Linked DNA regions of Mus musculus: regions 2 and 3 are each linked to region 1. A link is a loop called in an ENCODE intact Hi-C map of the cell type or tissue named here. Cell type or tissue: heart. All regions are shown on one strand.

Region 1 (8,000 bases):
TTTATACACACACATATATAATTTTATCATTTATTTAAAAAGTGAGTTTTCTCACTAATCAAACTGATGTTTTCTTTGCTATGATAAAACGTTGACTAAAGACAACTTGAGGGAGCAACGGTTATTTTAGCTTACAGATTAGGATCCATTACAGAGGAGAGTCAAGGCAGGAACCTAGAGGCAGGAAATGAACCAGAGAACACTGAGGAGCACTGTTTACTGTCTTGCTCCTCATGGCTTCCTCAGTCTGCTTTCTTATAACTTCCAGGACCACCTGCACAGGGGTCTTGCCTACAGAGGGCTGGTCCCCTCGCATCAATCATCAACCAAGAAAATGCTTCACACCCTTGCCTACAGGCTAATCTGGTGGCGGCGTTTTCTCAACTGAGGTTCTTTCTTCGTAGATTACTGAAGTTCGCATCACGCTGACAAACACTTATCAGAACAGATGTGCTTGCTTGTTTTTAAACAACAAATTAAATAGCTGAATATTTGATGCTGTAAACTCGGAGCACCTTCGATGTCTTTCAGAGTTGACTGATGTTTGTCTGTGTCACCACTGGTGCTAAGGACCCCTCTTTGCACTGATATCACAAGGTCACAGAAGTATGTTTATGTCATTTCAGAAATTGCTGGGAATCCTGTCCTAATTGAAATTCAAAGCAAGATAAACTTTGGTTTCTGTGTGTGAAACTTGAGCAACTGAAACAGGACTTTTATTTTTTATTTAATTTAATTTTAACATTTATTTATTTGTGGGTGGGGGCAGTCATGTGTAATGTCACACATGTGGAGGTTAAAAGACAACTTTTGGTGGTCAGATCTTTTGGTTCATGATGTGGGTTCTGGGGATTAAGCCAGATTGTCAGGCCTGGTGATAATCTTGCCATCCCAGCAGCCTGTAAGCAGCAAATTTAAGAAATCATTTTAACAGAATTCAATCCAAACATATGCAGTTGGATGCATGGTGTGCAACAAGGGGAGAAATATTACTGAAAGTCTTCGTCATAACAAATGTTTTTATAAGAACAGCAAGCTTTCTATATATAGTAATAGAGAGACAGACAGACAGACACACAGACAGTACAATTCATAACAGGTGCATCTGAGCCAAAGTGCTTCAGGTGTTGCTTGCTGGCAGTGTGTGTTGTGACAGTCCTTACAGGTCCAAGTGTGTGTTCAGAACCAAGGCTGCAATGACATAGTTGGACACAATGGGCAGGCATGGCTAGAAATACCTCAGATTCATTATGTTTGATTTTTAAATTATCTTCGGGTTGTTACACATTTTAGAAACCTTTTACTTAATGACAATTTTGTGAGCACCCCACACTAAATCATGAAAAAAACCACAGGTTTGTAACAGGGCCCTAGACCTTAGCACAACGGACTCCATGATGGAAGTGCTATTCAGGGTATAAAACTCACCACGTAGACACTACCACCTGCTAAAAATGAAAACAAAGGCCCAATCCATCAAAGGCCATGGTTCTGGGAAAGTCTCTGAGTGTGCTAACCTTGCTTTTTGGCATCTGTAGCTCTGCGTCTGGCTAACTGTTCTTGTTAACTGAAGTATGTCAACCCAGGGCATGGTTCTTGTGCTTACAAGCTCACCCTGAGAAAGACTCCGGTCTACACTGGGATCCTGAACACCCACTGTAGTTGCTGGTCAGCTAAGAAAGTCTTTCTAAAGGCTTAAGCCCATGTCTGATCAGGTCTTCTCTGGCAAACACCCCACAAGTTTAAGATGCCAGAATGGAAGACACCTGAGAGCTACAGGGTTTTGTTTGTTTATTTTGTTTTTGTGGATAGGATAAGACTGAACAAACCTACTGTGAAAGATTATGATAATGAAAACTCAAAAGCACTGGACACAGATTAGGTAGGAATGGATGTTAATTCTTATTACTCTTTTCCATAGTTTGTTTCTCTCCCCTGCTCCTTTTGGAGCTCTTACACCACAGAACAGAGGCTGGGCCTGAAGAAACTCGTGGAAGCCGGAGGTTTTGTTTCTGGTTAAGTCCTCATGATGGTTAGTATTGTCAGTTTGACTATTAGAATCACCTAGGAGATCAGCTATACCTGTGAGGGATTGTTTAGATTAGGTTACCCCTTGGCCATGCCCTTCAACATTACCTAGATTAGGGTCTCCTAGAAGACTTGCTTTGCGCAGGGATTCTGTAGACTAGTCTATCCCCTTGGCTGTGCCCTTGAGGATTATCTAGATTAGGGTAATGGAGATAAGATCCACTTTATCTGTGGGCAGAACCATTCCATGGACTGTGGTCCTGGATTTAATACCCAGGAGAAAGCTAACACAAGAATTCATCCTCTCTTCTTCCTGAGCATGCGCGCAATGTGACTTTCCACCTCAAGTTTCTGTCATCACGACTTCTCATCATGATGGTCTGTGTTCGCTCCAACTGTACAGGGTAATAAACTCTTTTTTCCTTAAATTACTTTTGTCAAATATTTTATCGCAACAACTGACAAAGTGACTTTCGTTCTTGCTAGGCAAGTCTTTCCAGAACCATCTTCTAGAGTGGCTGGGATGGGGCAGATGTAAACACACAGGGCACGGATAATGCCTCCAAGGGCACAGGTTGCTCCAGAGGGCAAATTCTTATTCCCTGCGTGAGTGATTTCATCGCTCCTCTCCTCTCCTCCCTTCCCCTCCCCTCCCCTCTCCTCCCCTCCCCTCCCCTCCCCTCCCCTCCCCTCTTCTCTTCTCTTCTCTTCTTTTTTTCTTTTTCTTTTTTTTTTGGCGGGGTGGGGGGACAGGTCATTTCACAGAGATCCACCTGTCTCTGCCTCCCGGAGTGTTGGGATTAAAGAAGTGTGCCAGTATGTCCAGTTTGAGTTCAATTCTCACAAGCTACTTGGTAAGCGGAAGCGAGCGGAGACACTTGCTGGAGTGCGAGCCTGGGCAGGCGGGGACTCCAAGGTCCTCAGTCTTGGGTCTTGGCTCTGTCCAATTGTAGGAGCAGCTTCTGACGTCACGGGGGCTGGGCCGTACAAGGGGCGTGATCGTTCAGAGTTGGAGGGGCGGGGCGCCGGTGCGTTTTTAGAGCGCAGGCCGCCGCAGCCGCGGAGTAGCCGGCAGCCGCTGACGCGCCGCGGGGTCCGCGCCCAGCCTCGCTCGTCCTTTCGGTGCCTCTCCTTAGCCGCGGGTGTCCACGCCGGACCCTGCACGGCAGGCTGAGTTGCCTGCCAGACTCCTGACCCAGATCGACCCTGCGCCAAGGAGCCGCGCGGCCCGGCGCACACGGAAGTGGTGAGTGTCCCGGTGGGGAGGTGGAGACCGCCGTGGCCAGCTCGGGGACCGTGAGAGGGGCGCGGAGCCGGGCGGCCGAGCGGCCAGGGCGGCCGGGGCGGGGATTTCCAGGCGGCGGGGCTGCCGGGAGGCGAGGGAGGGCCGCTCCGCTAACAGCGGCCCGCTCCGCCGACATCCTGTTTATGGCCCCGCGGCCTGCGCGCCGACGGCCTCTGGCGCCGCAACAGCCCGGACCGCAGGACTCGCCGAGGGTCGTGGCCCGCGTTCACCCCTGGTCAGCTCTTGCGGGGGTGGGGGACTTTTGGGGTTTGGGTCTGCGTGGGGGCGCGCCCCGGGAACTCCGAACCGCAGCTTGCCGGAATGTAGCATGATGGAGGGCCATGGGTGAAGGGAATGGGGAGAGACGACTATAGGTCCTACCCGAAGGGACCCGATTCATCGAAACTGGGACCAGTGTCTGTGGCTCCCCAACTCCTGGCTCCGGTTCCGCGCGAACGAACGCCCCCGTCGACTCAGAAGCAGTAGGCACCCCTCTGGAGACACTCCCAGGCTCCTAGGATGATGAGTGTTTATGAAGGGAGTTCTTTAGGGAGACTAGACCAGAGGTGTGGTTATCTCCTGGTGCCTGTGTGCCCCCTTCGGAGGTGTATCCTCTGTGATTTCTCGGGAACTAGGACTGGGCCCTAATAGTCTTAATTCATGGCTGTGACCTGTCTTCTGCCTCTGCTTGGATACATCAGTATCCATGCTATTAAAATTCCTCCCCAGTCATAGAGCTCAGTCGCAGGTATTTACGGTAGTATAAAATTACCTTTACTTCTTTCAGGGAAGAAGGCATTAAAAACTTGGGCCGTTAAATAAGTAGAATGCTGAGACAGATAAAATTATCTAGTCTTTGGGTGTTGCCTTCCCCGTTTAAAAAGAAAATGTTTGAGTTACGGGTGGTGTAAAAAACTTTTTTCTTTTTCTTTTTAAATGAACATTTTGCATTGATTAAATTTTTATACCTTCCCTTTCTAAAAACCACATTTTGTGTTGCCTATTGCTTTTGCTTGTGGGGACTCTGATGTTTTCCAAGTACTGGAATTTGGGGCTATGTGGAGCAACTATGATCTTGTTCAAAATGTCAGTCAGTAGTACCCAAGTTGAGAGATCATGTGTGGTTACCAGGTAAAAAATTAGACTTGGGGCCCTGTGTGCAAAGTCATTTCATCCCTGGCTTCAGTTTTCCAACATCTAGGGGATACTTTTTTATTGAGTGATCGGTTTGTTCTCTTGTGCATCATGGTGAAGGTTAATGGAGACTGCAGGCCAGCATTTAGACAGTTCTGGTATAACATGCTTTATAAAATGGAATAAATGCCTCTTCTGTATGGATTGAGATCATGTAGAAAGAAACAGATACATCATCCTAGAGGGAGTGTGAACATTACAAATAGTAATCATAACTTAATTCTAGTATCATATTAACTTGAACTGTATTTCAGTTTGTCTACACTGCTGTACTTTTTAGGGGAGGGAGTTGCTTAGATTTTTTTTGTTATCCTTTACAGTGAATACAGCTAGTTCTGTTTCAGTCCCATTTCACAGCACACAATTTACTGGCTTTGGGAAAAGATGTTAGAAAGAGAATAAATTAGGTATTGGTACAATAGCAAATACATTTCCTAACATATTCTATTTTGTTGTAATTTAGGCAGGTGTTAGTATCAGTCTGTCTTACCCAGAAGATCATTATCTTTCTGGCCACTTGGTAGCCACCCTTTACAGATTTAAGGTGCTAGGAGGAGTTAGGCTGTAAAAATACTTTAATTCGGACACCTGCTATAAAAAGCTAGTGAAAAATATGGAGTTTTGAGGATAGGGTTGCTTTTACGGGAATGTGCTTGCCTTAAATTACACAAGGGAACTTAACCTCAGGGCTTTTAAAAAGGACTGTGAGGTCTGCCAGTTTGGAGAGGTTTGACTTTATGAACGGTAGTGATTCGAAAGAAGACTGACTGATTTCAACAGCACATTACCAGCTACAGATTTTAATGTTGTCTGAAGACATCATTCTGTTTATTCTGAATAATTTAAGTAACACATATATTTGTAGAGAAATACAAATGAAGCAACTACGTAGAATATATGTAGATTTAAACTCATTTTTATACAGAGAACACTATAAATAATTGTACTAATCGAAAACAATTTACAGCTGAGCAAAGGTCAGACAGGATCTGTGTTTTCTAGCTGCCAGACTTTCTGTGCTTTCTTTTTTCCCACTGAGGACACATATTCTCTATATCCTTAGTATAATTTAGTGAGATGATACACTGCTAGATTTACTGTCTGAGATGTATACACACACACACACACACACACACACACACACACACACACACACACACACACACATATTTTTTTCAAGACAGGGTTTCTCTGTGTAGCCCTGGCAGTCCTGGCTGACCAGGCTGGCCTTGAACTCACAAATCTGCCTGCCTCTGCCTCCCAAGTGCTGGGATTAAAGGCGTGTGCCACCATTGCCTGTCGAGATGTGCGTATTTTTACAAAGCATTTTTAAAAAAATAATTTTTACGAGGCTGGAGAGATGGTTCAGTGGTTAATAGCACTGGCAACTCTTTAGAGGACCCAGATTCCGTTTCCAACACCCCACATGGTGGTCACACCTGTCTGTCACTCCAGTTCCTGGGGGATCTGACACCCTCACGCAGACATACAAGCAGGCAAAAACACCAGTGCACACAAAATAAAAAATAAATCATTAAAAAAGAAATCACATAGGACATTTCAGGAGGACAGGGAATGGGCTATTTAAGCAGAATCTAGCTGAACAAGCAACCTCTGATGTTCTCTAATGCACTGTGGCTTAATGGACATGGAGCCTTGCCATAGAGCAGAGGCCGTGAAGAAGTCTTGATGAATCTTTCAGACTGGTGGTTAACAGCTTGGTAAAATTTCATGCTGAGGGAGACATTGATATTTTCTGAGGAGTTTGGGAGGGTACACCTTGTTGGGGAAGGTGGTATCTAGTGGGTAGAGGCTAGATGTATTGTTAAACACTCAGTAATGCACAGGACAGCCCTTCCTATAGCGAAGTATGACCTGGGTCAAAATGCCACTAGTGCTCAAAAGGAGAGATGATGCTTAGGGGTGCCAGGTGAGAAAAGAGATACCGGGGTGCATGTTGTGGCAAGTGATTTCATTCTTGGCCTCGGCTTTCCTGTTCTAGAAGGAAATGAAGACACCTAGGTTAGATATTTATAATGCAGTCTTGGTGGAGAAGCCAGGCAAGGAATGCAAGCATGATGTGTGAAAACCCAAGGACATACAAACGAGAGCTGCTGTGAAGAAACTTCGTGAATGAACTGTTAGACACAGTGCAAGCCAGGGAAGAGGCTAAGCTCATCTGCTGCATGTCAAGCAGCAGGGAAGAGCTAATGTTGAGGATTCTCTGTGTGTGTGTGTGTGTGTGTGTGTGTGTGTGTGTGTGTGTTTATGTGAGGGGGGACAACAGCGGGGAGGAGGGGATTGATTTAGTATGCCTAGTTCTCTGGGTAGATTTTTTAGTTCCCCCTCTTTTAATCACAAAGATTATTTTCACACGACAAGGAAGAAACTCACTGTAGAAAAATTGGAAAATGTAAGGAAGTAGTTAAGTACAGGAGGAGAAAAAATCCTCTGTGCTCTGTATTGCCTTTCCCATGTTTCCTTTGAGTGTGGTGGATATTGGAAGAAGGCTTACCATAGAAGGGAGCTGTTGGTGCTGGAGTGGGTGAGGGTAGTGCTGCTTCATTCTTTGTGCCCTTTATTCCCCCTTTTCAAGAATTCGGACCATGCTAGATGTATGTGGTACGCATCTGTCCTCCAAGTTCTTGGGAGGCTGGGGTAGGAGGAGCGCTTGGATTCTGGAGTTTGGCATCAGCCTCTGGGAGAGATAGTGAGAGATTTTTTTCCTGTGTAATGCAAGGTACAAGGACATTGACTCATTGGTGCTAATGTATTTGTGCCAAGCTTTGTCTTCAGCCCTTCGATTGCCACTTCCTCTGCTTTACTCTTCTTGTCCTCAGAGAGATATGCCACTCTAGCTTCCGGTCTCAAAACCTTCCTGGTAACACGGTTAGAAAGAGCTGCCGTGCTGAAATGCCGGTGTTTCAGAGGAAGGAGAAGAACTCCTGTGAATGCTCTTCTTGCCTTTGAGGGACATGCACTCTTTTGCCATTTGAGGCAATTGGAAAGGATCAAACCTTAAGTTCCCTTTTGTGTTGTCTCCACTTTGTCTTCTGATGTGTGGGTCTTCACAGCTGGTCCCAGCACATCATTCCTCAGTGCTCTGAGTAGATCCCTTCCTCCCAAGGCAAGATGCACATTAGTAACAAAAGAAGGAAACCTTCATTGTTGTTTTGAGACTGGGTCTTCCTCTAGCCCGGGGTGGTCTGGAACTCACCTTGTGGCCTCAAACTTGCGATCTTCCTGCTTTAAACCTCCCAAATGCTGGGGTTAGAGATAGGAACTAACAGAAAATTCATTTAAGGGTACTCTGGTCAGAAGACAGCTGACACTTGTTGAGATATTTTAAATCTAGATAACTGGTTTACTTAACAAGTGTATTCACATGATGTTTTGTTTATCCAGTTATTAATCAGTAAGTATTGATTGTCTGCTTACTAGTAATAGTCATAGAGTGAATAAGTGGAGTGAAGTACATAGGACTCCCTCCCCT
Region 2 (8,000 bases), 92 kb after region 1:
CTGTTAACCATAACTTAACCTCTGATCTTAAAAGGAAAAGATGGAGCCCACAGAGGTGTGCCTGCTGAGCTGGGTAGAAGGAAGTCGCACTGGGCTCATGAGTAGGCCACAGAGCAGCCCCAGTGGTGTCAGGCTCACCCAGGGGCTCGAGGACAGCAGAGAGGGTGTTATCTCGCTTTGTCTTTTCTGGTATCACTTGAGGACACAGCTTAGACAAGCAGGCCAGCTTGGCAGGGAAAGTGGTAACTCTTCCAAGTAAACATGTTTTTGTCGTGGGAAGTCACCCCTGATAACACGTGTTGAGGCCAGGCTAGTGTGACAGCCATGCCTACAAAGTGAAGGCCATCAGCACCAGGGAAATCTTGTTTTGCTTAAAACAATGACAGAAAGATAATGCACAGCGCAAGGGGAGAGCCCAGTGAGGCAGCACAGAGGGCCACTCTCCCCTGTGCAGAGGCTGCCTTTCTGACAACCTCCTAGAAATCAGTTTGACAGCCTATGGCAAAAATCTTGAAAATATTTCTGTGGGTTCCATTTAGGAACCCAGTGAACATGTTTTCCGGAAACTATGAGGTACAGACAGTGGCTTATGAATAAGAGTATTCATGTCAGGTCTCTGAGTTCAAAGCCAGCCTGGACTATAGAGTAAGTTCCAGGATAGCCAGGGCTACATGAAGAAATCCTGTCTTGAAAAACCAAAAAACAAACCAACAAAAGGGGTTTATTTCAACAGCATTTGCAGTCAAAGTACTACAAACAACCTGGGTATAAAATAGAAGGCTACTCTTAACAACTTTCCAGGTGTCAGCTGTTTAATTACCATGTTAACTCGGTGGTGGCAGAGGTCATCCCTATTTTACAGAGGCACAGAGGTTAAGTGACCTGTTAAAGACACAAATTGTTGGTTAAACAATTTGAAATTGCCAGTAGTTGCCCATTTTGACCTATAAAACATCGAGTTGAATATGTTTGAGCCTGGTAGCAGGTGGGGATGCTGTGAACTTGAAGAGGCTGGTTACAGAGCCTGCGGTTCACACTGTGCCTCTCTATAGATCCGCCCTTTGAGCAGGTAGTACTTGGCTACTGGTCTTTCATGAAAGCAGGATGCCAGCGTGTTACCAAGTCTTGCTTTGATCTCTCCATCTCTCACACACTTCTCAGGCTTCTGCTATCAAGAAACCAAGGTGCTTGTATGCCAGGTGGGGTCTGATTCAGCCCGCCACCCCCCTGCTCTAGAGCATTTGAAATTTGCTTTTCAAAGGTATCTGAAGGTCGATGCCAGCCAGTGGAGTGAAGTAATTGTGGTGTGTTTTCTCTCACCAGGAACTCAAGCTCTCTTCTCGAGAGGAAGCCTTGTCCTTTGTGTCCCTGGTGGATGGCTACTTCCGGCTCACTGCAGATGCCCACCATTACCTCTGTACTGATGTGGCTCCCCCACTGATTGTCCACAATATACAGAACGGCTGCCACGGTCCAATCTGGTTGGTTCCAGAATTTTCTCAATTACCTTTGGTGTGAAAAGAGCCCAGGTTTTAGAGGTAGAAAGTCCCCTTAGCTCTGCATGTGGCCAGTTGTTGAGGGTGGGGTGAGTGGCCATACACTTGGAGGCTGTCTTCTTTGTGAAGTATGCTACTTGAGCCCCCACCAGCCCTTCCTGTCATTTCCTGCCATGGCTCTTAGAGCATGCCTCAACTACTCCCTTAATTTGATCTCTGCTTCTCATAGATTAACCCCTTCACTTCTCCAAAGCCAACTCCTACTCTGTCCAATACTGAGCACTTGAAGGGAGACAGGAATGCAGATCTTTAAATCTTAAGAATGGTCCTCATCTGTATTCCACGTGACAGGTTTAGCCCCCTTCTACCCATCATGCTCTGTGCCCTTTGGGCATCAAGACTCACTGCATTTGGGAATACAGAGGAACATAAAGTGTGTTCTCTAATACTCTTTTACTCACCACTGAGGTATTTATTCTGCTTGTCATCAATTAAGCTCGCAGTGAAGGAAGTGAACCCAACTGCCCCAACGGGCCAAGTGTGGGACTCCACTCAATCCTTAGCTACTCTTACTTCCTAGTATTAAGGTACACTTTATGGTAAGATGTGGAGACATGTCTTTGTAGATTTTGTGACAGTAAAGCAGACCTCTGTGTGTTGGGTGCAGTAGGTGAGTTTTTTTCCTAGAAATTGGAAGCTCTGGATGTCTCAAACTCCTTCTCACCACGTGCTTCATACCACGCCAGAGAGGACCTTAGGAGCCAGGCAGGTGACAGGGTGTGGCTGGGTGTCCCTGGCAGCTTGTGTTCTATGGTTTGAGCCTCTGTCCTTGCCTACTTCTCTCTCCAGCACAGAATATGCCATCAATAAGCTGCGGCAGGAAGGGAGTGAAGAGGGGATGTACGTGCTGAGGTGGAGCTGCACCGACTTTGACAACATTCTTATGACTGTCACCTGCTTTGAAAAGTCTGAGGTCAGTGGGGACATAGATGTGGGCCAGGGGATGCAGCTACAAGGTATCTGTTCACTACCACCCAGCCCAGGAACTGTGGGAGAAAGGAACACCAGGGTCTCTCTCTGAGCAAGTCTCTGGTAGTCTGGAAAGAATATCCTACCTGATAGGACACTCAATAGCACGACTCTGTATTCTTCCTATGTCTGGTCCTCCCTCCCTCCCTCCTTCCTTCCCTCCCTGTCGCCCTTCCTCCTTTTCTTCCTCCTCTTCTTTCCTCTCCCCTCCTTCCTTCCCTCTTCTCCTTTTCTTCCTCCTTCCCTTCTCTTCTCTTTTCTCTCCGGAGAAGGACTGTAACCTTAGAAGGTAGAATGTGACCAGAAAACCGCCATTCCATCAGGCACATGTGAACTTTAGCTTAATTATCTAGAGTGACTTACTCTATAGCCAGTGGCAGAATCATCAAACCTAGAACTGTGTTTGCCTGTGGCATTCTCTGGTGTAGGCTAATGTCAAAGAGCCACCTCGTCAACATGGCCTGTTTCCCCCAGCAACAGCTTTGGGCATTTTAACATAAATTGCTTTCCCAAAGTGTCTGCTGCATAAACAGCCAGATGCAGCTCCAAACGATTGCTGATTCATGGTCCCTGCAGTGCCTTTTCTATTCACGCAACATTTTAGAATGCTTAAAAGGTTTTAGAGAATTTTAGAAGATGTCGAGGGTGAGGTTTTGTTTGTTGTGGGGTTGGGCTTTTCTTGGTGTGTTTGTTTGTTTGTTTGTTTGTTTTGAGACAGGATTTCTCTGTGTAGCTCTGGCTGTCCCTGATCTCATAATGTAGACTAAGTTGGCCTTGTGCTCACAGAGATCAGTGGCCTCTGCCTCTTGAGTGCTAAGGTTGAAGGAATGTTCCACCAGGTCCAGTGAGGGTGGTGAGTTTTATGTTAGTCTACATTAAATCTACCAGCAATAGTGAGACTCACCCAGACTGGAAAACTGAGTTGAAAGAACCTGTTGATGGAGGCAAAGCATCAGACACAGGAGACAAGTGTTAAGAGAGCCCCGAGGACTGGGCTCTGTCAAAGTGGAAGGAGGAAGTCACATAAGGAACCCAGTGCTGCCAGATGTACTGGGTAAAGTTCCAGGAGTGTTCCTGAACAGCCAGACCTCAGGGCTGCCTTGGGCTTGGTGGCTTCCTGTTTTCACTTACTGGTCAGTCTTTGGAGGAAGTTTATTAGTATGCATGGCTGTAAGGTAGCCCCGCCTTCTGAGGTAGACTCAGAGCAACATCCTAGTCAGTCAGGTTGCCTGGGGAAAGGACAGTCACAAAGAGGATTGTTGATTGTACATGCAGCTAAAGAGAACTTACAGAGGCCATATGATAGAGGTGGTGCTGTTCCATTGTCTGGGTTTGTAGGATGCATTAACCTTGTGGACACGGATGTCTTAAATGTCATGTCCCAGTTTTTACTATAAAGACATCTTTCTGGCTCTCACTCTTTATATTTTTTTTCTTTGTATAAGAAGAGCCATGGAAGAAAGCTTCTCGGACAGGTTTTTGTGGTGCTGGAATTATGGCCTGGATGGACAGCCAGCTCCCAGCTCCCAGCTCCCAGCTCCCAGTGTGTGTGCTTCTCCTTGGGCTGGTTCATAGTGTGTGAGGGCTCACTCTGAAAGAGTTCCGAGTGAATTTAACCTTCACAGTTCTTATTTCATACATACACTGGTTAATCTTTATAAAGTACTAATGGTTTTTTTCTTATAAAAATATCATATATTAATTATACATAATAATGGGTTTATTATATTTTCATTCATGTGTGGGTATATGTATGTATGTGTGTGTGTATATATATATATATATATATATATATATGTAATATGATCCTTATTCAACCCCCATGATCCTTGCCCACTCTAACTCCTGCCAGTCTCTTCTCAGAAAGTCCTTCTTCCGTTGTCATGTCTTTTTTTTTTTTTTTTTTTTTTTGATGACCAAATGATTTTAATTAGGATTGCTCATAGGAACACAAGATCCATCCTAGCAGCTATACCACTAAAGACAATGTCTCTTCCTCCCCCAGCAGCTATTAACTGTATTAACCTCATCAGGAGGGATGGAAGCCTCCTAATCCCTTCCTCCCCTCCATGATAAAATGTTAACCGGCCCAGTCTTATCCTGATATCACAATCACTGAGAGTTCAAGAGTGCAGGAGCCGTGGTGTGCCAGGAAAAGGCTCTCTAACACTCCACCCCTTCCTCCTTCGCACATTCTTTTTGCCCTTCTTCTACCTTGTTCTACAAGAGGAGGTGATATAGATACCCATTTAGGGTTCAGTTTTCAATAATTGATCATTCTAAAATGTGTGAAGGTTTTGGTTTTTTTCTTTAAACAAAAGTCCTATGACTTTTGCAACAATCCTGTGACATTTTTTCACGACCTTCATCTCACAGGTCAAAACGCAGATGACCTTTCTGTAGCTGTAAGCTCTCCATATGTGACGTGCTGGCCCCTTTTTACTTTCCGGGTACTATTTCATTATTGACTTACTGCTTGGTTGGCTTGTTGATGAAGTTTATTGGGGGATATTTTTAGACATACAGTTTCTACACCTTCTTGCTCAGTGACCCCTAATATTACATTGCCTGATCCCATTGTAAACATGGTTGTTTTTGTGGATGGCAGGTATTGGGTGGCCAGAAGCAGTTCAAGAACTTTCAGATTGAGGTACAGAAGGGCCGCTACAGCCTGCATGGCTCTATGGACCACTTTCCCAGCCTGCGAGACCTCATGAACCACCTCAAGAAGCAGATCCTGCGCACGGACAACATAAGCTTTGTGCTGAAACGATGCTGTCAGCCTAAGCCTCGAGGTTTGTCTCTGTTAGAGCCAAGCTGTGTTCCTCTGGGTTGTCCTTTGCCAGTTGTGATGCTTTACCCATGTGGGCCAAAGGATGCTATCTGAGTTCAAGAAACTGTAGTCCTAGGTGTTTTTCTCTAAGCTCTGTCTCAGGTCTGTCCCCATGTCACATCTCATCTCTAGTGCCAGTGTTGTCTGTATAACATACACCTCTCCTCAGTGCCCCAGTGAGACTGCAGAAGAGTCTGCTCAGGATTAATAAGCACAGATTTCTTTGTTCTTTGAGTAAAGTGGCTTGACAACTCAGTTTGGTTTATGTATGTTTCTGGCACATCTGAGGGCTAAGGAACTGTGTTATAACAGTGGGAAGTCCCAGGCCCTGGTCACTGAGGGTGTGTAGATCACTGAGACCACCTCAGTAGTTGATGGGTGATAGATAACATACCCTAGGGTGAAAAGAGAGAGAAACAGTCCAAATCTCTGAGTCCTGAGCAGATGTTGAGCGTAGTGTTGGGTTATGAGAGGGAGGTGCCAGTTTGGCAAAGGCCTGCCCAGTAGAGCTGATGCAGGACCAGTGTGGTAGGCCAGGGCAGGAGCTGTAGGGAGCTTCAAGAGGACCACTGTGAAGTAGAGAAGGACAGGAGAAATGGAACTGAGGAGAACAGATTGGCTGCCATACCAAGGGACTGCAGCCTTCTCCTGCAGTCAGAGGGCTATAGAAGGAGCAGGAACTAAAACCCAGGCAAGGGCCCAGGGACTCACCTGGTTTTGGTTAAGCTCTGAAAGAAGCATGGCTAATGTCCATGAGGTAGACTCCTTGCCTCAGAATGTGAGTGTGAAAGGATGCTTTGGGGGTTACCTGGCCAGAGGCCTCCTCTCACAGAATGAAATTAGTCTCATGGAAAGTACGGTAACTTGGGGTCAGGTCTCACCCCAGATACTGGATCCTCATATATTGGAGTTTTTGTTTCTGCACCCCAACATGCTGTCTTGCCTTTGCTGGATCTGTCCTTGGAAGTCTTAAGACCTTGAAGAGAAGGCAGCACACAAGCTCTTGACACTAGCCTTGGAGCAGGCCCTTTGAGACTATATTGTTCTTTAAGGGATTACCTTTGAGTAAGGAACAGGTAGAAAGGGCTTGGGTTTTCTAGAAGTACTAGTGATTAAATCCAGGGCCTCATGCACATAAGTCAAGTGTTTACCCAAGTGTTTCTGCTGAGCTACACTTCTAGCCCAGGGCTTTGAGTTTACAATGTGTGAATTATATTTTAGTCTCAGCAAAAGGCAAGTTCCTGAATTTGGTGAAAGAGGAAGGTTGTGTTCTTGTTGATCAGATAGGGTTACCTGCCAGCCTCAGAGTAACTGCAGCCTTTGTTTTCATGCTAGCCAGTGTGCCACAAAGGGCGAAAACACACCTGCCTCTTGGCCATGAAACCTCAGAGCTCCTTAGGGCTTTAAAGCCCAATGGTCTTATTTTTTACATGACCTCCCTTCTGGTGTTAAAAGAAGATCTAACTTCCCTAGGGATCATGGTCCCCGGGAGAAGACAGCATCCACGGAATTGAGAAGGCCAGGGGCTAGGATGTGCTTTACTTGAAGGTTGCTGATACAGACCTCTGATGTAGCTACCACCTCTAACAGCAGAGACTGGAAGCCAGTAGCTTTGGAGGGAAGAGTGGGGGAACAGCGTTGAATACTTGGGTGGCTTTTCCCGAGGCTCTTCTGAAACGGAGCACTGAGAGTGCCTTCTGTCTACTTTTCTCACTTGCTTTAGAACTCTGAAGGTCTGAGTTTTCACTCACTGCTCTGTGATTCATGGGAAGCCTAGAATGCACACCAGATCTTGTGCAGGACTGTCCCATTGGGTGATAATATTTGAGCAGCTTCCACTGTAGCAGTACCTACTACTTTCAAAGTAGTGTAGTGACTATCTTATTGTTTATTGTTTTTTTTTTTTCCACATAGGAAGTTGGTTTCAGGGATATTCAGTGAATTGCTCAAGGCTTCACAGCTGATGGCATCAGCAGTAGTATAGTAGTGACAGTGAATAATAACAATGGCTACTGACATCTTAGTGAGTGTTTGGTCTGCCTGTTTGAAGGCCTTCCATGTTGTAGACCATTTAATTATCAGAAGAATTCAGGATGCTTGGCCAAGACTCCAAGTGAACAAAGATTGGAGATTTGAACACCCTGTCTGACCTGAATACACTGATATGTCCTCCCCATTCCATCTTCATATGCTTTGCATAGGAATAGGTACTGTGGTCAGCTATCTCTGGGACACAGGGTATCTCATCTGAGGGGAGGGAGAGAAAGCTGAGGAGCCCAGTGTGGATCGTCCTCGTATTAGTTCTCAGAACCTGCAAATTAGAGAAGAGCTAAAATCAGGAATGTGTAACACAAAGAGTGTCGTTACAGGTTGCTCAATTTCTCTGCACTTGTAACTAGGGTTCCCAGAGCCAGATACTCTGATCTAGGTTTTACACTGCAGTATACATCGCTTTGTGGAATAGAGAAAAGGCAGGGAAAAGCCAGGAAGCCAGACAGAAGCATATGATAGATAAGTAAGCCCTTGGTCAGGCCCAGCACTCAGGCCCACACACCACTGAACATGTGTCAGTACCTATTCCCTGGGGCCTCCTCAGGATGGGCAGGTGTGATGCTGATTTCCACTTAGTTGCTCCTTGTAGA
Region 3 (8,000 bases), 380 kb before region 1:
CCTTTAGACTGTTAATACTATTGTAACCATTACAACAAGTTAAGCCATTGTACCATTGAGAGTGTGTACAGGATGAAGCTTGTACACAGGGTCTGCAGTGTCAGGCATGTGCCAGCATCATGGACAACGTACCTGGTGAAAATGGGGGATTATGGTGCCTATAAAAGCACTCAGAAAATTGCTCTGCCAGACCTGTGTTTTTAACTTCTCCTTTATAAGCACTGAGATCTGTTAGTGAGGAGGTAGGTTTTTCCCACCTTAAATAAAGAGATTATGTGATGTAAACCGTCCCACTCTCCTTCCACCCTCAACCACACTGTTTGTTTCTCTCCGACTGCTTTCTGCCAACAACAACTGGACTGAGTACTTTACCTGAGAAAGTGGACTTTTCCTGTGCCAGATGTTGCACCAAAAACCATCCTACTCACCAATTCCACATTTCCACAAGAAGAAAAGCCACTGGAACCTGCATCTCCCTCCGACCAGCCCCCTCCTATGTTACTCAGCTGTTTAACCTGGGCCACTGTCTGACTGCCTGTGACTAGAGTAGAGTCCTTAAGATGAATCTTAGGGTTTCCTCCTTGAGTTCAAGTATCAAAGGCTACGAACTAGATTTTATTATCACCACTTTACAGTCGGTGCAAGGTTTGTATATGCTTGGCCCAGTGAGTGACCCTATTACGAGGTGTGGCCTTGTTGGAGTAGTTGTGTCACCATGGGGGCTTAAGACCCTCACCCTAGCTGCTTGGAAGTCAGTCTTCCACTAGCTGCCTTCAGATGAAGGAGTTGAACCCTCAGCTCTGCCTGCACCACGCCTGCCTGGATGCTCCCATGTTGCTGCCTTGATGATAACGGACTGAACCTCTGAACCTGTAAGCCAGCCCCAATTAAATGTTGTCTATATAAGACTTGCCTTGGTCACGGTGACTGTTCACAGCAGTAAAACCCTAACTAAGACAGTTGGTAAAACTCAAGCTCAAATAGTGACACGGAACAGGAAAGCTGAGACCAAGTCTTGAAACACTAATGCAATTAATCAGTTGCTTTCTTCTCATAGTAGATCTTATGCCCAGAGGAGGCAGGGGTTGACAGTGAGGAGAAACAACAGTAAAACCTTATCTTAAGAGAGTTCAAAGCAATTCATTGATTTCATATTAATATACATATTTACTAGTGTCTCATCTATAGCATATACCAAGGGTTGATTATATTAACTCTGGGAACAAAAAAGGGGTGATCCCTTTACCATTCATAAAGTTTCATGGCCAATACAACTATAGCAAAAGGCAGGTTACAACATAAAAAAATCATAGCAAATTTATTTGATCATAGTTTGAAATGACACAGAAGCCTGCAGGCTGAAGAAGACTCAAGAAGTCTGTGTGTACTGTGCAATCTTATGTTTAGGTTTGATGAAGCATTGGCAGCCACACAGAAAGATTATGGGCCAGAAAGAGACTGGCCGAACAGTAATGGACTAAGAGAGGAATCCAAAGGGTCTGTCTATTCATTCTTCTTGGTTGCTCTGTGCAGCGCTCCCTCCAGATATGGCACAAGACCCTTCCCTGGAAAAGAGACCTTGTGATCTACAGAGAATGAGAGAGGACTTCAGGTGGCCAACTCTTATGGCAAAAGGGAGGAGATTGGGAGTGATTTTCGTTTTTACATCTGGCTTTGGGGAAAAGGTGTGGTTTCAATGACCTGCCTTGGCAAAGATGAATTCTAGTCTCTATGATCTGCCTAGAAAAGAATGAGAGATACAAGAAAAGAAGAAGGGAGATAGGAGAAATTTGGGTTCTGGAATCTGTAGTTTGTAGTCATTTTCTGAGCCCTGATATAGCAAATATTAGTAAGTTTATAATAAATAGTATCACCTCCCCCTAGTCCACAGAAAATACCCTTCTCAAACTCCAGATCTTACAGCGCCACACATGTAAGGGCACAACAAGGTCACACATCTGCCCCAGAGGAGGCTCTAAGGTCACAGTGCATCCTAAACAGAATTGTGCTATGACACTAACAGAAACAAGCATCTGTCATTTTCTACACCCAGATCTCACCCCGTCCCAAGGAGACTGGTAGAAGTGTCAAGGAATAAGGTGTTCCCAGCAGACTTTCCTATTCCTGGAGCCGTTTCTGAACCTGAGGGCTCCATGTATTTCCAGCTCAAAAACCATCAGTGTGGCACCTAGTCTTATTTATCATTAGCAGTACTGATAGTTATTGGCTAGTATCTGTGAGGTAATACTTTACACACATGGTGCCTCATAAGACCTGTAAGGAATCTATTTTACAAATGATAAAATCACGACTCAGAGTTTAAAGTATTTGTCAATATAACAGATATTAAGTAGGAAAAAAATCAGTATTCATAGCTACTCTTTTAGTTTCAAACCAACATATATCACCATTCCACAAACTTTATGGCTTATTTTTAGAATAGTTAAAAAAAAAAAAAAAACTCTTGATTTGACCTGCATTTTATAAGCTGGTGTTTTCATCATGGAAAATGTCTTGAACTAGGATAACATCCTCTGAAATTCAACTTTTGTGCTGACTTCTTACCCAATGTGGTCTCACCAGTAGCACTAGTACTGACCTGAGCTGCCAGACCAGAGGTTCTCAACCTGTGGGTTGTGGCTCCCACAGATATTTCATATCAGATATTTATATCACAGCTCATAAAAGTAGCAAAATTACGGCTACACAGTAGCAATGAAATAATTTTATGGTTAGAGGAATCAATACAACACGAGGAAATGCATTAAAGGGTCACAGAGTTAGGAAGCTTGAAAACCACTGGTCTGGACACATCAGCAAAGCCGTGGCTCAAATGCTCTGGAACAGTGTGTCTACAAATGTGCATATGTTCTCTCTGTCCTCAGGCTTAAAAATATCCAGCATTTCTGTTCGATGGTAAATCAGTCTCTCTGACTCAGCACACAAACATGTGGTTGGAAACACATTCATATTCTAGTAAGAACAGGATTCCTATGCTGAGTCCTTTTGCAACACAGTTTTCATCAGACATGACCAGTGGGGTCTGTCTGTCTGTCTGTCTGTCTGCCTCAAGACATGAGTGATACTGGGAGATGAAAGTATAAACATAGAATCTTGTCAGGTTACCTTTTGGTGCAAATGTACTCCACACTTTTCAGATTCTTCCCCCTTACCGATCTTTAAAAGCAAGTCGGGTTAGAGGGTGTCTGTCAAGTTTGCCATTGTACTCCATTTCTCATTTGTTTGGTTTGGGATGCTTCTTTGCTTGTTTAAGATCTATTTTATTTTAATCATGTGTATAGAGGAGGGGTGTGTGCACGTCAATGCAAGTGCCTGTGGAAACCAAAAGAGGGCATCAGAGCCCTCTGCAGCTGAAGACACAGGCAGTGTGGGTACTGAGGTCCTCTGCAAGAGTAGTGTGCACGTCTAACCACTGCGTCATCTCTCTGGCCCCTCGTACTCCCGCAGGTACAAAAATAATGTATATTTCTAAAAGTATTTTGTATCCTTTTTAATATACATTACAAATATTTTAGAACAATGACATTTTGTTTTGTTTCATGTATTTACAAAACAAAAATATATTACAATAAATATGAATGAGATGGTGGATCTGGCCAACAACAAACTGTCACAACCTGGTATTTAAAAGGAACACAGAACCTATTGGTCTGCACGTGTTAAGAGTTTTGAGATAGACAGGCGTCCAGGATCATAATGCATCAGGGAAAGAGCGGTGGGAAACTCCCAGATTTAAGGAAGGGTTCTTCCTCATTGCTAATCGCATAACATTTAATGGTATTTAAACCGTGAACGTTAATGACCTATGCAAACATGACACAAAGCTAATATAGTTCTATCATCTCAAAATGTATGTGACAGCCACATAATATCCTCTTAATTATTGTCATTATATACTGTAGTTCACACAATATCTACAAATATGGAATGAGGCAAAAACAAAACAAACAAAAAAACAAAACAAAACAGGTCACAGCAACATGTCTCACATTCCAATCTTAAATAGGACAAGCACATACTGGGTCAGACATCATTGTATAATACGTTAATAAATAACACCTAGATTGTTATGTTTACTTTGAAGAGTTTACAACTGTATATTTTAAAGAGAACATATTTTTGAGAATTTCACATTATCAGTTAAAGGTAAAATAAATAATAAACTTTTATAATTTAAAAAAAGAGAAGAGGTCTATATAGAATCAAAATTATTTCTGACATGCTGCTTTTTCAACTTAGTTGTCACAAGAATATTAAAACAGAAACAAACAAACAAAATGATTGTCTTGGAAACACAACTTCTGAAAGCTTTTCACAATATTGAATGTGAACCTTTTAAGATCAGCATGATAATCTTTTTGACCACCTGCTTTGTGAATGTGTGTGTGCACGTTAGACATATTCATATGCAGGTATGGATAGATAAATAGATGCCGCACATGTGCTCACCCAGAGACCTAGCGAAGTCCCAGCAGTAGGAGCTGCTTCCCCTGCAAAGTGGGAAGCTCTGAGCACTGGAGTGAACTGCCACCAGCTGATGTCAGTCTGGGAAAGTTTCATTCTTGCATAGTTTTCACATGCATCCAACAGCAAACCCAGCGGAGATAATCCCGGGGTGGGAGGGGCCAGATCCACTGGGTGGGTGGGACTCTGACTCCTCAACTGGCAAGCTATCCAATTGGATCTGAAGGCACACCACAGCTCTATCCCCAACCAAACCCTTCTAAATAGCACTCAGTGTTATCTTCTCTGTTTTTCCCCTGGCTTGCAGTCACCAGAATGCCAGGTCTATACAAAGTGTGAATGGGCCAAGCTGCTTTGCAAACTGTCACCCATGAAGAATGTTTTCTTGGCTAAGCAAAAGAAAGAGCACTGAGCCTCATGGCAACAATTAGAAGGGGATTTCAAATAGGTTTGGAATTATGGTGGTGGTATCGTTCAAGAGTTTTTCTTCAATCAACAGCAAACTTAAAGGAAAAAGGAGCTGGTACCCCAATGTCCTGACCTGGAGTCAAGATTTGGCATCTTAGGGCTCCTGATTTCTTTATCATGTGCTTGGGTTATAGCTCATCCAGGAAAAGAAAGGGGTAATTCCTCAATTTCTACATAACCCCTTTCCACCGTTAAGTCACTTCAATAATTGTTAATGCTCTTGACCAAAGGACACACACTGAAGAAGCTAAAGGCTTCAGTAAGTTTCCATTAAAAAATACTTGGTTGGTGATATTCTTGGAGTTTGTGTAAAGCCATTCCTCAAATTACATCTTTAAAAACAAAACAAAACAAAAAACCCACACATACACAATCCCTAAATCAATTCCTTAAAACCATTACGCAATCCCATTATCATAATGTCCACTCATAAATCTTAATCTCAGACAGTGAGATGGATGTCATGCCTTCACCTTGGGTGGCCGAGGTCCTATTTCCCCAGGCAAAATGCTGAGTCGGCTTCCCAAAGGACAGGCTGGAATGTCAAGACTCTGCAAGGTCAGCTCACTAGAGTTCCTCTTGGTGCTATGGACTTCAAGAAACCAAACGTTCACATTCCTTATCATGAGAAGTGAATTCACGAGGAAATTAACAGTTTAGTATTGGAAATACATTACTAGAATTTTTGGTTCATCTGTGAAAATCTCAGAACTGTGGTACACACTAAGCATTATCACAGGACTGCAGCCAGCATAGAAAAGCTCACAAATTAATACAAGGGCTTTTGGCCTTGGTTTTCAAATTCAGACCAGGCATCATTTAGCTCCATGAAAATCATCTTTGCGTATTGTTCATAGGGTTGCCCAGTTGCCTAAAGAAAACACAAAACACAATTAGATACCACAGACCAAAATTAAACTAATATTAAATTCACTGAGTTTGTGAATGGCAATTAAAATGTTCTTTCATTAAGACATCTCTTTTTACAGTCTATCTACATGAGATTAATTACTGCGCACTACAGAAAGCTCACAGAGGATAACAGAAACCCATCAATAAGAAGAAAAGTGGGAGCTTGTTAGGCAGTAGAAGACACATCTCATGGTTAATGATAGGGATGTCTTTGTTTGACTGTGTTTCAAAACTCCCCCTTTCCAATCCCTATAAAGTGTAGGTCTTTGAGACTCCTTCTAGTAGGGCAGTTTGCCAGTTTCTGTGGGCTCTTACTTCTCTTATGACTGATTAAAGTTCATGAATTAACATTTCCCATTAATTATCCTATTTAGTCATAAGGAGCGTGGAGGGATGGACATCAAACATGGATTTCAGACACGCGTTCCCCAAAGGCACTGCAATCATGACTTCATGTCTCATATCTGCTACGGCTCAATGAGAGCAGAGTGGTGTACTTCAGTCTGACGTGCGGCTGCAAACTGCAATGAACTTGGCCAGGTGGGAGCTCAAGTTCTGATCTGTGGAGCTCTTCTGAGCTCTTGTAATTTACTCAAACCATGAGCAGTGATGGCAACACACACTGACATTTTAAACATCTTATTGCTCCTCACCAATATCTTTTTTCCAAACATACCCTAAGGTGTCTCTTGGGTAGACACAATTCCGCCCTCCACTGGGACAATAGCCTTTTCCTTTGAAGTGCTCAGCCTCCATAGTGAATAAAATGTTTGTCCTATTGTTTGTGAAGGATGCTTTGACTGCTTCCTGACAACCTCATGCCTTGTGACTATTTGTTTAAATACTTGATTTAAGTAACCCACAGAGTAAGTTTTGTCAAATAAATTTCTTAGTCAATCAGCAAATTGAAAGCATGCCTTTTTATCCTATACTTGTGAACACTGAAACAGGGACCGGGCAAGTCTACGACAGGGCAGGTGCTACCCACCTTGTCAGGGTGCACCACTAGCACAGCCCTCCTGTACACCTTCTTCACTTGCTCCGGCGTCACCAGATCCGCCATGCCCACGGGTTTCCATTTGGTCTCCCCAGCCCACAGCACGGTGTGCATTGTGGAAAGCAGAGCTCTGATGTTTCTCTCTTTGCCCTCTATCCACTCCAGGATCTGCAAACAGGAAAAACCAAAAAGGTTAAGACCCTCAAATGCTTTCTGCCTACCAGGACTCTGAAGATCTATACTGTTTACCGCTACTGTTGCTAGGAAACTGCGCAAGCAGGCCCCTCTAGCTGGAACACAAGCCCACCTTCCCCCTCGTCCTTCTAGTCTGCATCACTGTTCAAAAACTGATCATGAACTTCAGAGTTCACCTCTGTGGTTTGAGCTCATTTCTCCCTGCCTTCATACAGCTAATTATACACTCCTAGCACGAGCTTCATGAGGTCACACCTGGATCTACTTTGCTCCAGCCACTAAATATTCCTTTCATGTAGGCCAAAGTTGTGCTAGGATATAGCTCAGTGGTATACTTACCTGCCCTAGGTTTGACTCCTACCACAAAGGGGAAAAAATAGGGCCTACCCTACTATAAACGTGCCATATATGTCACTCATTATTGAGTATGTGTGTTCACCTTTTCCCGTCAATACTTGGAGCTATTGATGGGAAAGAAGAGTTTCTTGGACTGCTTCTTATCACTTTATCTTAGTAGCCAAACAGACCTGGCACCGAGTAGAGCTCGAAAGGTTTATTAAATAAATTGATCCCTTATATCATTGATTCAAACTAACAACCTCCATCTTATAAAGAAAATATGTGATTAAATGGAAGCTGTAGTGGTTGGAGTGAGACTGGCTCCCATAGTCTCGTATATTTGAGTTCTTGGTCTCCAGTTGGTGGAAATGGTTGGGAAGGGTTAGGAATTGTGGCTTTGTTAGAGAAGGTGGGGTGAGTTTTAAGGTCTTTTAACCTATATCATTCCTTCGCTACCTCATGCTTGTGGATCAGATCTAAGCTCTCAGCTACTGCTCCAGAGCTGTATGTCATGCCATAAGTCATATGCCAGTTTGATCTTTATGTACCTCATCTGTGTCCTCATGCCATTCACCTTCAGAGCCACCCTCTGCCTTCAGGCTAA

Evidence for each region. A loop is a pair of places that touch in the nucleus more often than their neighbours do. Peaks named below come from ENCODE experiments on the same cell type or tissue, not always from the same donor. Only the 100,000 strongest peaks of a DNase experiment are listed, where the experiment ranks them.
Region 2: it touches region 1 in a loop (2.5-fold over the local background); 14 of 42 quality-filtered maps call a loop at or near these places.
Region 3: it touches region 1 in a loop (2.8-fold over the local background); 2 of 42 quality-filtered maps call a loop at or near these places.

What each region holds. Positions count from the first base shown.
Region 1 is chr4:101,260,316-101,268,315 of GRCm38, reverse strand. Jak1 (Janus kinase 1) reads left to right here and starts at 3,034. Exons shown (of 25, transcript NM_146145.2): 1 at 3,034-3,274. In heart, no CTCF peak of the experiment used is centred here; a DNase peak (open chromatin) is centred at 3,015; H3K4me3 peaks cover 1,896 bases; H3K27ac peaks cover 1,322 bases.
Region 2 is chr4:101,168,555-101,176,554 of GRCm38, reverse strand. It overlaps Jak1 (Janus kinase 1), which reads left to right. Exons shown (of 25, transcript NM_146145.2): 9 at 1,324-1,481; 10 at 2,346-2,469; 11 at 5,134-5,320. Among named protein-coding and RNA genes, the nearest start is that of Gm24468, 14 kb to the left of the region's middle. In heart, no CTCF peak of the experiment used is centred here; DNase peaks (open chromatin) are centred at 284 and 3,604.
Region 3 is chr4:101,638,296-101,646,295 of GRCm38, reverse strand. Dnajc6 (DnaJ heat shock protein family (Hsp40) member C6) reads right to left here. Exons shown (of 19, transcript NM_001164583.1): 18 at 6,854-7,030; 19 at 3,497-5,824. The coding sequence ends at 5,723. Among named protein-coding and RNA genes, the nearest start is that of Leprot, 5.5 kb to the left of the region's middle. In heart, a CTCF peak has its summit at 3,321 (motif pointing right); no DNase peak of the experiment used is centred here.